Linked DNA regions of Homo sapiens: region 2 is linked to region 1. A link is an interaction called in ENCODE POLR2A ChIA-PET data of the cell type or tissue named here. Cell type or tissue: A673. All regions are shown on one strand. Links, peaks and the distances in the headings refer to the core of each region. The heading gives the core; the rest is flanking DNA.

Evidence for each region. ChIA-PET counts read pairs that join two places held together with the same protein. Peaks named below come from ENCODE experiments on the same cell type or tissue, not always from the same donor. Only the 100,000 strongest peaks of a DNase experiment are listed, where the experiment ranks them.
Region 2: POLR2A ChIA-PET joins it to region 1 with 6 read pairs; 2 of 35 experiments call an interaction of 5 or more read pairs at or near these places.

The regions. Positions count from the first base shown.
Region 1 is chr16:73,078,311-73,086,076 of GRCh38, reverse strand. It overlaps a transcript of ZFHX3 not described here. Among named protein-coding and RNA genes, the nearest start is that of HCCAT5, 10 kb to the left of the region's middle. In A673, for the core only: no CTCF peak of the experiment used is centred there; a DNase peak (open chromatin) is centred at 3,346; H3K27ac peaks cover 1,061 bases.
Region 2 is chr16:73,626,542-73,634,307 of GRCh38, reverse strand. It overlaps a transcript of ZFHX3 not described here. Among named protein-coding and RNA genes, the nearest start is that of TRK-TTT1-1, 150 kb to the right of the region's middle. In A673, for the core only: no CTCF peak of the experiment used is centred there; no DNase peak of the experiment used is centred there; H3K27me3 peaks cover 1,087 bases.

The DNA of each region.
Region 1 (7,766 bases), core at 2,349-4,848:
TTGTCATACATATGTCTTCTTTTGAGAAATGTCTGTCTGTCTAGATCTTTTGCCCATTTTTAATTTGATTTTTTTTTTTTTTTTTTTTTTTGCAATTGAGTTGTTTGAGTTCCTTATATATTCTGGTTACTGATCTCTTGTCAGATGCATAGTTTGCAAATATTTTCCCCCATTCTTGTAGGTTGTTTTTTCACTTTGCTAATTGTTTCCTTTGCTGTACAGAAGCTTCCTGGCTTAATGTAATTCCATTTTTCTAATTTTGCTTTTGATGCCTGTGCTTTTAAAGTCTCATTCCCAAAATTTTTGCCCAGACCAATGTCCTGAAGTGTTTCCCTAATGTTTTCTTCTAGGAGTTTCATAGTTTCAGGTCTTAGATTTAGTCTTTAGTCTATTTTGATTGATGTTTATTTATGGTGAAAGATAGGGGTCTAGCTTTATGCTTCTGCATATGGTTATCTAATTTTCCCAGTCACATTTATTGAAGAGACTGTCCTTTGCCCAGTGCATGTTTTTTGTTGAAAATGAGTTGTAGCCCAGGAGTGGTGGTTCATGCCTGTAATCTCAGCACTTTGGGAGGCCGAGGCAGGCGGATCACTAGAGGTCAGGAATTCAAGACCAGCCTGACCAACATAGTGAAACCCCATCTCTAAATTAGCTGGGCGTGGTGGTGCACACCTGTAGTCCCAGCTACTCTGGAGGCTGAGGCAGGAGAATCACTTGCTGGGAGGCAGAGGTTGCAGTGAGCCAAGATTGTGCCATTACACTCCAGCCCGGGCAACAAGAGCAAAACTCCATCTCAAAAAAACAATAATAATAAAATGAGTTGTAAATGCTGTAAATGTGTGGACTTATTTCTGGTTTTCTATTCTGTTCCATTGGTCTATGTGGCTGTTTCTATGCTAGTACCATGCTGTTTTGGTTACTATGGCTTTGTAGTATATTTTGAAGTCAGGTAGTGCAGTGCCTCCAGCTTTGTTCTTGTTGTTCATGTTTGCTTTGCTATTTGGGGTCTTTTGTGGTTCTAGGACTTTTTTTTTCTATTTCTGTGCAGAATACATCTGGTATTTTGATAAGGGTTGCATTGAGTCTGTAAATTGCTTCGGGTAGTACTCTTGACATTTTAACATTAATTCTTTCAATCCATGAGCATGGGCTATCTTTGATCTTTTTGTGTCCTCCTTAATTTCCTTCATCAGTGCTTTATAGTATTCCTTGTAGAGATCTTTCATGTATTTGGTTAAATTTATTTCTAGGTATGGCCAGACGCGGTGGCTCATGCCTGTCATCCCAGCATTTTGGGAGGCTGAGGTGGGCGGATCACGAGGCCAGGAGATCGAGACCATCCTGGCTAACACGGTGAAACCCCATCTCTACTAAAAATACAAAACAAAATTAGCCGGGCATGGTGGCAGGCACCTGTAGTCTCAGCCTGGGAGGCTGAGGTGGGAGAATGGTGTGAACCCGGGAAGTGGAGCTTGCAGTGAGCCGAGATCGTGCCACTGCACTCCAGCCTGGGTGACAGAGCAAGACTCCATCTCAAAAAAAAAAAAAAAAAAAAAAAATTTAGTCCTAGGTATTTTATATTTTTGTAGCTGTGGGATTGCTTTCTTACATTCTTTTTCAGATTGTTTGCTGTTGTTGTATATAAATGCTACTAATTTTTTAATGTTGATTGTGTATCCTGCAACTTCACTGAATTTGTTTATCATTTCTAACAGGTTATTTTGGTGGTGTTTCTAAGTTTTTCTAAAATAGGTCATCTACAAACAGTAATAATTTGACTTCTTCCTTTCCAGTTTGGATGCACTTTATTTCTTTCTCTTGCCTAATTTCTCTGGCTAGGACTTCAACTTTGTCAAGAATAAAAATGGTGAAAGTGTGCATTCTTTTCTTGTTCTAGATCTTAAAGGCTTTCATTGATGACATTTTTATTAAGATCATTGCTATTGGCATTTTGAGCCAGATAATTCCTTGTTGGTGGAGGTAATGTGTCTTGTGCATTGCCAAATATTTATCAGAATCGTGGCCTCTACTCATGAGATGTCGGTTGTCACTACTAGAAATGTCTCCAGACACTTCCAAATGTCCCTTGGGATGTGGGGGGCAAAGTCAGCCCCAGTTGAGAACCATGGCCCTAGACCTCACGTAGAACAGGTGTGTCACCCTGGGGCTGTGTGGTCTTTCCAGTGGAGGCATGTTCTGGGGTATCTGTGGAATCTTCTCTGGCCTATAGGAAAGAAATAGGAAAGGCCGGGCATGGTGGCTCACACCTGTAATCCCAGCACTTGGGAGGCTGAGGCGGGCAGATCGCTTGAGCCCAGGAGTTTGAGACCAGCCTGGGCCACATGGCAAAAACGCATCTCTATAAAAAACACAACAGTTAACCAGGTGTGATGGTGCGCACCTGTAGTCCCAGGTACTCAGAAGGCTGAGGTGAGAGGATGGCTTGAGCCCGAGAGGTCGAGGCTGCAGTGAGCCAAGATTGCACCACTGTACTCTATCCTGGGCAACAAAGTGAGACCCTGTCTCAAAAAATAAAAAAAGAAATAGGAAAGGCATGACTACAAAGAAAGTCACTTGACCATGAAAACCACAAGACTTTCCACCATTCATTTACAGCTTTTCACCCTTTGTGTTTTATATATCAGATAATTATTCAGATGTGTTACCAGTTGTGATACAGAAGGGAACCATAATGGAGAGAAAAGCCAGATGTCCCTGTCCAGCCATGTCACATCCTACCGACACACTTTGTGCCATCACAAGAGGTCTCATTAGCAGTAAGCTCATAACTCAGGTTTTATCTGCATGTTATGCTGACTTAGATGGCTCTACTAAGGTAAGGTGTTGGGGTTTTTTTGTTTCGCTTTTTTGAGACGGAGTTTTGCTCTTGTTGCCCAGGCTGGAGTGCAATGGCATGGTCTTGGCTCACTGCAACCTCTACCTCCTGGGTTCAAGTGATCCTCCTGCCTTAGCCTCCCAAGTAGCTGGGATTACAGGCACCCGCCACCAAGCCCAGCTAATTTTTGTATTTTTTTTTTTTTTTTTTTTTTTTAGTAGAGATGGAGTTTCACCATGTTGGCCAGGCTGGTCTTGAACTCCTGACCTCAAGTAATCCGTCCACCTCGGCCTCCCAAAGTGCTAAGATTACAGGCATGAGCCACTGCGCCTGGCCAGGTTTTGTTTTGTTTTGTTTTAAATACTGTTTCCTGTGTCTCTTTGGCCATTACTACAGATTCCAGTAATGTTGTGATGTTTCAGAAACTGTGTCATCCTTTCTGTGATTTCATCACACTGCATTTCAAAGACTGCTTTTATTCTAAGGAGCTGATTTTTATGAGCAGTGACTAAGAGAAACAATTGGGACTGCTGAGATCTGCCCAGGCACACCACTTCCCTCGTGCCTAGGGAGCTTAGTCTTCCAGTATTCACTCCAGGATCTGCTTTCATCTTATACAAAAAAAAAGAAAGTAAGTTAATGGGAATAAAATGTAAAATTCATTCATTTGGCTGGGCACGGTGGCTCACGTCTGTAATCCCAGCACTCTGGGAGGCCAAGGCAGGCGGATCCTGAGGTCAGGAGATCGAGACCATCCTGGCTAACACGGTGAAACCCCATCTCTACTAAAAATACAAAAAAAATTAGCCGGGCGTGGTAGCGGGCGCCTGTAGTCCCAGCTATTCGGGAGGCTGAGGCAGAAGAATGGCGTGAACCCAGGAGGCGGAGCTTGCAGTGAGCCAAGATCGCGCCACTGCACTCCAGGCTGGGCAACATAGAGAGACTCCCTCTCAAAAAAGAGAAAAAAAAATTCATTCATTCAAAGAAAGGTTACCAAGTAGGATCTTGTGCTAGTTACCATGAGATATTTTGAGGCACCTAAGATAAAAGCTCAGAGTTCAGGAGCTCCTTATCTCGTAGTTGAATCAAGATGTAGACGAGGGCTGGATGCGGTGGCTCACACCTGTAATCCCAGCACTTTGAGAGACTGAGGCGGGTGGATCACCTGAGGTCAGGAATTCAAGAACAGCCCGGCCAACATGGTGAAACCCCGTCTCTAGTAAAAATATAAAAATTAGCTGGGTGTGGTGGTACACACCTGTAGTCTCAGCTACCCAGGAGGCTGAGGCAGGAGGATCCCTTGAACCTGGGAGGCAGAGGTTGCAGTGAGCCAAGATCGTGCCACCGCACTCCAGCTTGGGTGATGGAGTGAGACTCCGTCTCAAAAAAAAAAAAAAAAAAAGATGTGGACAAGAACATTTATAATTACAAGTCAAGGGTCCTATGACATAAGTGCCATAAACATCCAGAACAACGTCACTGGAAAAAAGGGTGAGTTCTGCACACTAGAGTCCATTGCCTGACCACAGATTCTAGAATGCATGTGTAAATGGCCTGTGAGAACACTTTATTTTCTTTTTTGACAGAATTGGCATCTACCAGTGGAACAGGGAAATAGAGAATACAAAGAAGAGCTGGGCTTTAGTGAGGCATTTGATAATATGGTTAAAGACAATTTGGGCCGGGCACAGTGGCTCATGCCTGTAATCCCAGCACTTTGGGAGGTCGAGATGGGCAGATCACCTGAGTTCAGGAGTTCGAGACCAGCCTGACCAACATGGAGAAACCCCGTCTCTACTAAAAATACAAAATTAGCCGGGCATGGTGGCGCATGCCTGTAATTCCAGCTACTCAGGAGGCTGAGGCAAGAGAATTGCTTGAACCTGGGAGGCGAAGATTGTGGTGAGCAGAGAGCAGAGATTGTGCCATTGCACTCCAGCCTAGGCAACAAGAGCAAAACTCTGTCTCAAAAAAAAAAAAAAGAAAGAAAGAAAGACAATTTGCTCATTTATCTCATGGAAAAGAAGATGAAAGATGAAGTACAAATTAGTTAGTGATTGGTATCAATGTGGAGGAGATTTCTGGTGCTGGGACAGTGAGGTTTTGGTAGTCCATGTGTGATTATCATGACATCATATGTTGCAAGATAAAGAATTCAAAAGATTTTTGATAGACCAAGGCAATGCACCAAATCTAGCAAGGTGAAATGTAACACAAGAAAATGGCAGGTCTTGACCTTGGACCTGAAAACCCATCTGCACAAACTCGGGTGGAGGGAGCCAGGCTTGGTAAGAAGTATTAGAAAAGACCTGAAGCTTTTTTCTTTTCAGACTTTTGGGCACATTTAAGAATCACCTGGCTGAGCACAGTGGCTCACACCAGAAATCCCAGCACTTTGGGAGGCCAAGGCGGGAGGATTGCTTGAGGCCAGGAGTTCGAGACCAGAGCCTGGTCAACATAGCAAGACCCTGTCCCTACAAAATAATGTTTTTAAAAATTAGCCAGGCATGGTGGTGTATGCCGATAATCCCAGCTACTGGGGAGGCTGACGTGGAAGGATCATTTGAGCCCAGGAGTTTGAGGCTGCAGTGAGCTCTGATCATACTACTGTACTCCAGCCTAGGCAACACAGCAAGATCCCATCTCAAAAAAAAAACAAAGAAAAAGTCACCTGGCATAAATGTTTAAAATGTGGATTCCCAGGTGCTACCCCAGATTGTCAGATTCAAGTTTGAGGTGTGGACCAAGAATCTCCATTTATTAAAGTGTCTTAGATAGCTCAGACTGCTATCACAAAATATCATAGACTAGGTGGCCCAATCAACAGACATTTATTTCTCACAGTTCTGGAGGCTGTGATCAAAATACCTACACATTCAGTTCCACCCTCTTTTGGGAGGACACAAACTTTCAGTCCATAACATGAAGCTCTCTGGGTCATTCTGAAGTAGGAGCTCCATGAGCCACACTTTCTGAACCGCTGTCTTAGAGGTTTCAGTTAATGGGTGGAGGCTTTCACAATTGTACTGGGCAAAAGTGTAATGAGGAGAACAAAGAGGTGAGAATCCTGCTGTACTGTGGGAGACAGAGCAGATGTGGATAATTCACATTTAATATTGGGCCATGACATTTTAAGAAGAGAGTCAAACTGGAAACAGGAAGGCAAAGGGGACTCAGAGGCAGAGCCTGTGAAAAAGAGTTGAAGAAACTGGCAGTTCCTAGCTCAGAAAGATCAGACTGAGAGAGGAGGCCAGGACAGGAAAAGGTTGTCTGCATCAGGGAATTAAACTTGCTCTGTGTGACCTCACAAGGTGACACTAAGACCAGTAGGCAAGAACCACAAGGGATCTATTTAAAAGGCTCAAAATAATGACCATCTTCTCTAACAATCAGAGCCAGCTGTCCACAGTGCCAGAGGTGCTCAAGCAAGGGCCAGAGAACACATTTAAATGATTCTTCAGGAAATTGGGTAATGAATGGAAGGATGGCACATCAAAAAGGCAGTAGAACCAAGGCAAGTGTTACTGTTCTTGTTCTTGTTTGATTGGAGAGAATACAGCATGTGTAGGTTTCCAAGTAGAAAGGGAGTAAAGATAGGAGGCCAGGTGTGGCAGCTCACGCTTGTAACCCCAACACTTTGGGAGGCCAGGGTGGGAGGATCACTTGAGGCCAGGAGTTGAAGAACAGCCTGGGCCACATAGTGAGATCCCATCTCTATTTTTAAAAAATTAAAAATAATTGGTTTTTTTTGGAGACAGAGTCTCGCCCTGTCCCAACCTCTGCCTCCTGGGTTCAAGTGATTCTCCTGACTCAGCCTCCCAGATAGCTGGGATTACAGGCATGTGCCACCATTCCTATCTAATGTTTGTATTTTTTGTAGAGACAGGGTTTGACCATGTTGGCCAGGCTGGTCTTGAACTCCTGACCTCAAGTGATCTGCCCACCTTGGCCTCCCAAGGTGCTGGGATTACACGTGTGAGCCACTATGCCCGGCCTTAAAAATAAATTTAATAAGAGAAAGATATGAAAGTGATGGAGGCAGGTGTGCCGTGGGGACAGCAGTGGGGAGAGACAAGTAAGTGAAAGAGAAGGGGACTGGAAGGACCTGGTCGGGTTGGACTCCAGAGATCAGGGAAGATTTGCAGTGGAATCACAGCAGAATAGAAGGAAGGAAATAATAGTTAAGGCTACAAAGATATTTCATGATGAAAAAGAGGAGGTGGTAAAAGGCACCATAAGGTAATGTGACAGGCAAGTTGAAGTTCATTCCAATCTTGGTTTTAAGAAACAAAGGGGCCGGGCGCGGTGGCTCACACCTGTAATCCCAGCACTTTGGGAGGCTGAGGCAGGTGGATCACGAGGTCAGGAGATCGAGACCATCCTGGCTAAGATGGTGAAACCCCGTCTCTACTAAAAATACAAAAAAATTGCCTGGCATGGTGGCGGACGCCTGTAGTCCCAGCTACTCGGGACGCTAAGGCAGGAGAATGGCGTGAACCCAGGAGGCGGAGCTTGCAGTGAGTGGAGATTGCGCCACTGCACTCCAGCCTGGGCGACAGAGCAAGACTCCATCTCAAAAAAAAAAAAGTTCTTTAGTGGCCAGGCGCGGTTTATAATCCCAGCACTGTCTAGCAATCCAGAGGCAGGTGGCTGGGGGTAACCTGGGCTAGGAATTGGCATGGTAGACCAAAGAAAAAGGATAAAGGAACTTAAATTTCAGGCTCACGAGATTGGTAAATACCAAGCTGTGACCTGTGAAGGATAGTGTGGATTTTCTGCTTCCAGAGCCTTTAAACAAGCAAGTATCTTAGTTAAGCTTAGGAACCCCAAGCCCTAGAGATACCCAGAAGTACCCAAGATACCTGAATTTCATTTCAAGGATGCCACCTTTGTGCTCCCGTCTTGGTCTTGACAGAGTTGGGGCTTT
Region 2 (7,766 bases), core at 1,936-4,435, 550 kb before region 1:
AAAACTTCTCTGAGGGAAAGGAGTAGAATTCATCCCTTTTTGGCAGAGAAGAAAATAGCAATGTGAAATTGGAGTTCACTGGTAAAACATGATAATTTCCCAATTTTATATTACATATACATCTCCTTTTTACAGTATTGACATGATACAGTGTGTGTGCATAATTATGTATGTATATGTATGTACACATAGATAGATCTTTGTATCCTGCTTTGATAATATATTTTGTTCATTTGTATAAATAAAAATGTCAAGAATATTATTTCAGTCATTTAATAGTTGCTCTTAGATGTATTATAATTATTGTACTATTCCTCTTTTGTTGTACATTTAGGGTATTTTAAATATTTTACTATTAGAAATAATACTTTGCCAAACATCACTGCTCTTAAATAAGCCTTTTTTTTTTTGTGATGGAGTCTTGCTCTGTCGCCCGGGCTGGAGTGCAGTGGCACAGTCTTGGCTCACTGCAACCTCCGCCTCCCGGGTTCAAGCGATTCTCTCACCTCAGCCTCCTGAGTATCTGGGATTACAGGCATGTGCCACCATGCCCAACTAATTTTCGTATTCAAAAGCCATTTTTAAGGCCCTTGGTGCATGTTCCTGATACTCTGAAGAAAGTCCATGCCAATCCACGCCACAATCACAGGCACTAGTACTGAGCAATATTATGTTTTGTTATTTCCTTTTTAAAACAAACTCCTTCAGTTATAGAGAAAAGCCAGAGAATAATGTAGTCAAACCGCATATACCCACCACCCAGCAAAAGAAATAAAACATTACGAATAGTCTCGAAGTCCTGATCATTGCCCCCTCACTTTCCTGCAAAGATTACCCCGGCCTGAGGGTGGTTTTATCATTTTTGCATGCATCTCTGTACTTTTACTGAACTAGTGTTTCTTACACATTTATTAATCTGACAGAGGACAAAACAAGATTGAATTGCTGGTTTAATTAGAATTTCTATGGTGACTTGTGGGTTTGAACATACTTCATGTTTTTTGGCCAGTCATAGTTTCTTTGATGTGAATTATCTATCCCTTTTAAAATGGGCCTCTGGTGGTTTCTCCTTCTCAATTTCGATCTCCTTCATATATTAAGTAGATCAACCTTTAGCCATTTAGGTGGAAAACACTTTTCTTTGTTGTCTTTTAATTTTAAGATGATGTTTGAAACATAGAAATTAAAGTACAGCAAAGATGTCAGTCTTTCTTATTTTTTTTCTTTTTGAGACGGAGTCTCGCTTTGTTGTCCAGCCTAGAGTGCAGTGGTGCGATCCCAGCTCACTGCAAGCTCCTCCTCCAGGGTTCACACCATTCTCCTGCCTCAGCCTCCCGAGTAGCTGGGACTACAGGCTCCCGCCACCACACCCGGCCAATTTATTTTTGTATTTTTAGTAAAGACAGGGTTTCACTGTGTTAGCCAGGATGGTCTCTATCTCCTGACCTTGTGATCTACCTGCCTCGGCCTCCCAAAGTGCTGGGATTACAGGCGTAAGCCACCGTTCCCAGCCACAGCTGTCAGTCTTTTTATGTTAACTTCGTCCATTGCTTTTATGCTCATCAAATCTTTCTATTCTGGAGTCCACAGAATCATGACTTTCTTTTCTTTTTTTTTTTTTTTGAGACAGAGTCTTGCGCTGTTGCCAGGCTGGAGTGCAGTGGCGCGATCTCAGCTCACTGCTACCTTCACCTCCCAGGTTCAAGCAATTCTCCTGCCTCAGTCTCCTGAGTAGCTGGGACTACAGGTGCGCGCCACCATGCCCAGCTAATTTTTGTATTTTTAGTAGAGATGGGGTTTCACCATGTTGGCCAGGATAAGTCTCAATCTCTTGACTGACCTCATGATCCGCCTGCCCCAGCCTCCCAAAGTGCTGGGATTACAGGCGTGAGCCACCGCACCCGGCTCATATGACTTTCTGTTAACTTCTTTTGTAGAGTTTTGTAAGGCCAGGCACCTATCTCTTTGGGCTTAAGTTTTAGGTACTGATGGGGCAAGAGTGAGCTTTGATAATCCAACATATATTCATCTTTACCAATTAATATAACCACTTCAAGGGTAAGAACCATTTATTATTCCTTTTTCTAACCCCATGCCCAGAACAAGCCCTTCAAGAAGACATAAATTGCTCAACACATGTATATTAAATAAGGAAATGACCATTATATTTTGCCTGCAGCCACTTTAGTGAAAACATTTTATGACTCTTTTGATAATCTGTCCTAGGCCATTTTCTTTCTTCCCAGCTCCTCTTTTCATTTTTTAGTTAGATTTGTAGTTTTAAAGAAAATTGCTTACTTGCTTTATTTAAAATAAATGTTACTTATAATTAGAGATGCAAAACTTTGTGTGTGTGTGTGTGTGTGTGTGTGTGTGTGTGAGAGAGAGAGAGAGAGAGAGAGAGAGAGAATCCCACTCTATCACCCAGGCTGGAGTGCAATGGCACGATCTCGGCTCACTGCAACCTCCACCTCCCAGGTTCAAGTGATTCTCCTGCCTCAGCCACCCGAGTAGCTGGGACTACAGGCGTGCACCACCATCCCTGGCTAATTTTTGTATATTTTTTATACAGACGGAGTTTCACCATTTTGCCCAGGCTGGTCTCAAACTCCTGGCCTCAAGTGATCCACCTGCCTCGGCCTCCCAAATTGCTGGAATTATAGGTGTGAGCCACTGCGCCCAGCCAGAGATGCAAAGCACTTTTATTACAGAAAAATATAAAATATAAACACAAAGAAAAAATTAATGTGTTGTTTCTAACCCAGAGATGATGACTTCTTGTTGTCATCTAACCCCAATTGTGTGCATAGATTTGTAATTTATATATAGATAGAAATGATCTCTAGCTAGATGACATATTGATGAAAAGATAAGATGGTAGATACATGGAGATTAAATATTTTAAGTTATAAAAACTACTGGTTTGAAGCTTGAATTTCCTTGCTTTTGTACCATTTATTTTCTCTTGAAATCAGAAGCAGTGTATGCTACATTTCGAGTTGTTAAAGAAAATACCATTTTTTAAAACATATCTGGAGGAGGAATTAATATTCTCAGGTAACACTGGGTATTGTGGGCCATGTTAGTTTCAGAGCCTTTACATATAGATACTCAAGGAGGTGGGTAAAATTCACACCTAAAATTCATACCTGACCTAACAGCGTACTTCAAGTTTCTCTTTGGTGTCCTCAACAACTCTTACTGGTAATGGCCCATTTCACCCATCTCAGGAATCAGGCCTGTGGTTTCTTACCGCTGCTGCAAGTTGAAAATTCTCAGGGAAAGCACTGATGCCACAATGCGAACATCACTTTTAAGTCAGTAAAGCCTTGTGCATCAGCAACCAGGCTCTTATTACCGAGTTAAAACAAACCAAGGAAAACAAAAGTAGACATTCATGTCACCTCTTTCTCTGGGGAATGATTCCCGATTGCATAGCTACCCTTTCTCCCAAAGAAATGGCATTGTCAAAAACATATTTAAATAGCAAGATTGTCATTTCTCCTGAAAACAACCAGGAAATTACAAGTTGAGCACCACCATGCTTTGCCCTTAACCTGGACTTTTCTTGCTTCTTTCTCTGCCAGTTTATGAGTGAACAGTGAAACGCCAGCTGAACGTCCTGTTTCCTGACTGTTGTTCTCTTATGTCACAACTTGGTGGAAATACAACTTTAAAATATCATTAATGAACTGTTGTTTTGTTGGTAAAATGTGGTGGCACGTCCATTCCTCAGATTTGGTCTCTTCCTAATTTATTGCCACTCTTTCCTTTCCTAAGTATGGAGTTGCGTGAAACCCTGTTCCCTGAAAGGTACTGAGCAGCACCTGAAATCATTGGTTAGTGTAAAATTGTCTTAAGCTGCTCCATAGCAAGGTGAAGTTGACATATGAAACCCTATGTATTTAATTTTGCTTGCTATTGCTCTAGAAAAGCAATGTACATGAAGTGAGATCCCCAGATAAAACTTGTTCCTTCTGAGAGCAGGGTCACCCTCTCCAAATGATCAAATTAATTTCCAATTTTCCTTTTGATCCTCTAAAGGGCCTTTTTGGAGGCGAAGTTAAATCTGGAGATGTTTGTTTGTCTTTATTTTCTTGTTAAATGCAAACTGTTTCAAAGAAGGTTGAAATTAGACTAACGTTTTCCAAAGTGTCTACCTTTCAGTCTCACTAAAGAAAACCTCTGGAATTTTTTTTTTCAATGTGCTGAAATATCATGACACCTGTCTAGACCAATTAGAGAGAGAGAGTGGTTGAGTCTCTGTAATAGAAATGATGGATGGGCCGGGGATGGTTTTAGTGACTCATTAGCCAAATGCTACAAGGATATAAAAGTTGTTGTGGTTTTTATTTTCATTTACATCAAGAGCTTGCTTAAATCTGCACCATTCTCTCCATTACCTCTTTCTTGTGCGGTTGAAAGAGACTATCAGTTCAAACCACCTTGAATTTTGTATGCAACCTGTCTTGTCGCCTGTGCCTTTTTAGTTATCCCAATCATATTTTTAACTAGTAGGATTTCCAAGCTAGAGGAGAAAAGTGTCAGGAATTTAAGTGTGCCTTAAATTCATCTCTTTATGTCCATCTCCCAAGCACAGGTGATGGACATGCTATAGGGTTTTTTCCTCCTTTCTTTTTCCTTTCTTTCTTTCTTTTTTTTTAACTTCATGTCACTTTATGGCATTTGGGTTTGCTTTTGTCTTTCATTACCTTCCCAGCCTCCATCTTCTTCTCATTCCCTCCTGTGACTAGCTCCGTGGCAGGTGCATCTTTCTTTGGTGCCTTGGAAAACACTAGACCTTGGCCTTTATTCACATTAAGTCCACAATATCATAAATGAAATTTCGATTTGGGTGTAGAGGTTGCATTGCTTGTAATATGAATCATAAACACCAGCAATGTAATTTTAAGAAGCTGACTTTTTTTTTTCCCTAAGAAGGAGGGAAAATAAAATCTCTGAATCTGCTGGAGTCAGACTCCTCTGCTTACTTGCTCTGAACAAAAGGCTGGGCAATCTCGATCCTTCTGAATACCATATGAAATTCCAGGCAACATACAGGGCAGGGTTGGAAGCGAGTGTGCAGCAGGAGATGGATTACACTTCTCTGAGTATTTACGTATCAGCGGCCTTGTTTGTGCACACACACAGATGACACACGGAAGGTGGGAGGAATGGCTTGCTATTGATACAGATTTATAGTTTCCATCACTGCTCTCTATCCTTTGGGATCAACTTTGTCACGGGCACACCGGCGGGGGTTTATTACAGTGTGTGATAGCAGGTGTGGGCTGTGTGTGCATTGTGGATTCATTGTCCTCCTGTATCAGGATTTATACAGCCACACACCCCTTCTTTCCAAGGGCCTGCCTGGTGCACAGACATTCATATATCTGCAGGACTGGGTCCTGCGTGGTGCCCCTGGAGTCAGTGGTTGGATATCACCCCTGAATTCAGGTTGCTTCTATTACATTTAAACTTCATCTCAGCAAGGGCTGGGAGCACATTTTAAAAGGTCTGGTTCTAAACGCTTGCTGCTTTTAGTATTATATTTTAGATTATTTAAGGAACATAAACGCAATGGAAAGAAATAGGGGAGGCTTACCATGCAATATGAAACTTGGAGGTTTACCAATATGATTCAGAACAATTAAAAGAGACACAAGTGCTCTCTAAAGCTACAAATTTAGTCAAATCTAGTGTTAATTTACTGAGTATCTACTATGGGCAAGGCAGGCCCAGAGCGTGGTAGTAAAAGGAGTGCAAGATAATTTCAATTTGAGAAAATTCAACTTCTCAGGATTTAAATGGTTCAAGTCCCTTACCTTCCTGCTGGACTCTTGTTTTCTGGTGAAGAAATCTTATTTAGGATAAAATATAAGCTCATTTTGGCTGCAGCCCTTTTCTGCAGACTATTTCTGTAAGCTTGAAAAATAGGGTTGCTTTATGAAATGGATGCTCTTATAGATCCATACATTTGAACTCTAGGAATCATCTACTTTTTAAAAGTCTGCTTAAGGGAAGAATTTGAAAAGAAACATTTGAGGGGAAAATTAGGGTCACCTAGTAATTTTTAAAAGATTACAGTACCTCTCAATGATGTGGTTATTAATGAGAAAGCTTATAGACTGCATTCCTTATCCCCAGGTATGTGATAGAAGGAGTTAACGGGTTGGAGGTAGACACGTTGGGTAGTTACTGAGTACAATGATAAAATAGATACCATTGTGCTAGGATCTGGTTACTAAGAAAAACAAGATGAATCCTTGATCTCAAGGAAACTGTAATTCTGGGGATACTTTGCACTCTACCCCACTAGCTTAACCTGCCTCTTCATGCTACTTCTCATGCCACTTCCCATTAACAGCTGTTTTCTTTTCTTTTCTTTTTGAGATGGAGTCTTGCTCTGTCGCCCAGGCTGGAGTGCAGTGGCACAGTCTCGGCTCACTGTAACCTCCACCTCCTGGGTTCAAGTGATTCTCCTGCCTCAGCCTCCTGAGTAGCTGGGATTACAGGCACATGCCACCATGCCCAGCTAATTTTTGTGTTTTTTAGTAGAGACAGGGTTTCACCATGTTAGCCAGGATAGTCTTAATCTCCTGACCTCGTGATCCACCTGCCTCGGCCTCCCATAGTGCTGGGATTACAGGCGTGAGCCACTGCGCCCACCCCAACAGCTGTTTTCTTAAAGCACGTCAAGACTTTCCCCTTGTGATCATTAATATGAACAAATAGATTAGAAGGGTACCCATTGCAGGTTTTTCTCAACATCCTTCATTCAAAAGAGTTCAAATCATAAGAATTAAAAAGCAGGTTTCTCTTGACAAGCTGATCAGTCAGTCTTTGAGCTGTTCCTGTCTCTGTGCCTCAAACTTTCCGGCTTGCAAAGGACATGATGAAGTTTAGGATATTCACTTCCACTATATCAATAGTATCTGCAAATCTGATCCTATCTGGCCCGGTTGACACCTTTCCTGAGCTTAGCAAATGAGACTCTTCATAATATGGCTGCTGCCAACCTCTTCAATTTTATCTCCTCCTGCCTCTCTCTGTCCCCAAGTTCTAACAATCACAGACAGTTTGGAGCACGTGGAGTCAGTTTGCTATTGCCTACATCTGTGTTTTTTGCATGACTCTTGCCCTTTACCCTTTAGTGAAATTTTCTTTGCTTAGGTATTCTTCTAACTTGGAAGATAATAGGAAAAATCTATCTCCTTCAAAACTTTGCATATGCCTCTACTTTATAATCATAACAATATATTATTTTTGTTTCCATATCAATCTTCTCTACAATATAATGATGGGTGTGTTTTTGACATAGAGAACAATAGTATTTATGGCTACAGTAGAAGTATAAGTCCCTCTTTATCCCAGATGCTAAGCAGAGAGTCTGGCACAAAACAGCTGCTAAATAAATATTCACTGGGCTGAACATTGAGGGAGATTATACAAGTTAAATGAAACGACTAGAAAGCAAAGCAAAGCAATAGTATAATGAAAGGTTTAGAGCCCCAGATATGAGTTGCAAACAATTTAAGGAGTGCAGAGTCAGTGAAAAATGGGGGATGGGAGGGATAATGAGTCTTCAAGGAAGCCTCAAGTTGGACATTAAAGGTAGAAAGAGTGTTTGGCAGATGGAAAGAGGGACAGCATTCCAGAGAAAGATGGTACTGACAGCAAAGGTCAATAGACCACTCCTTGGTGATCCTATGGCTAGGTCTTCTAGGTGGATATCATCTCACATCACTGAGTTCTTTTTACTGGAG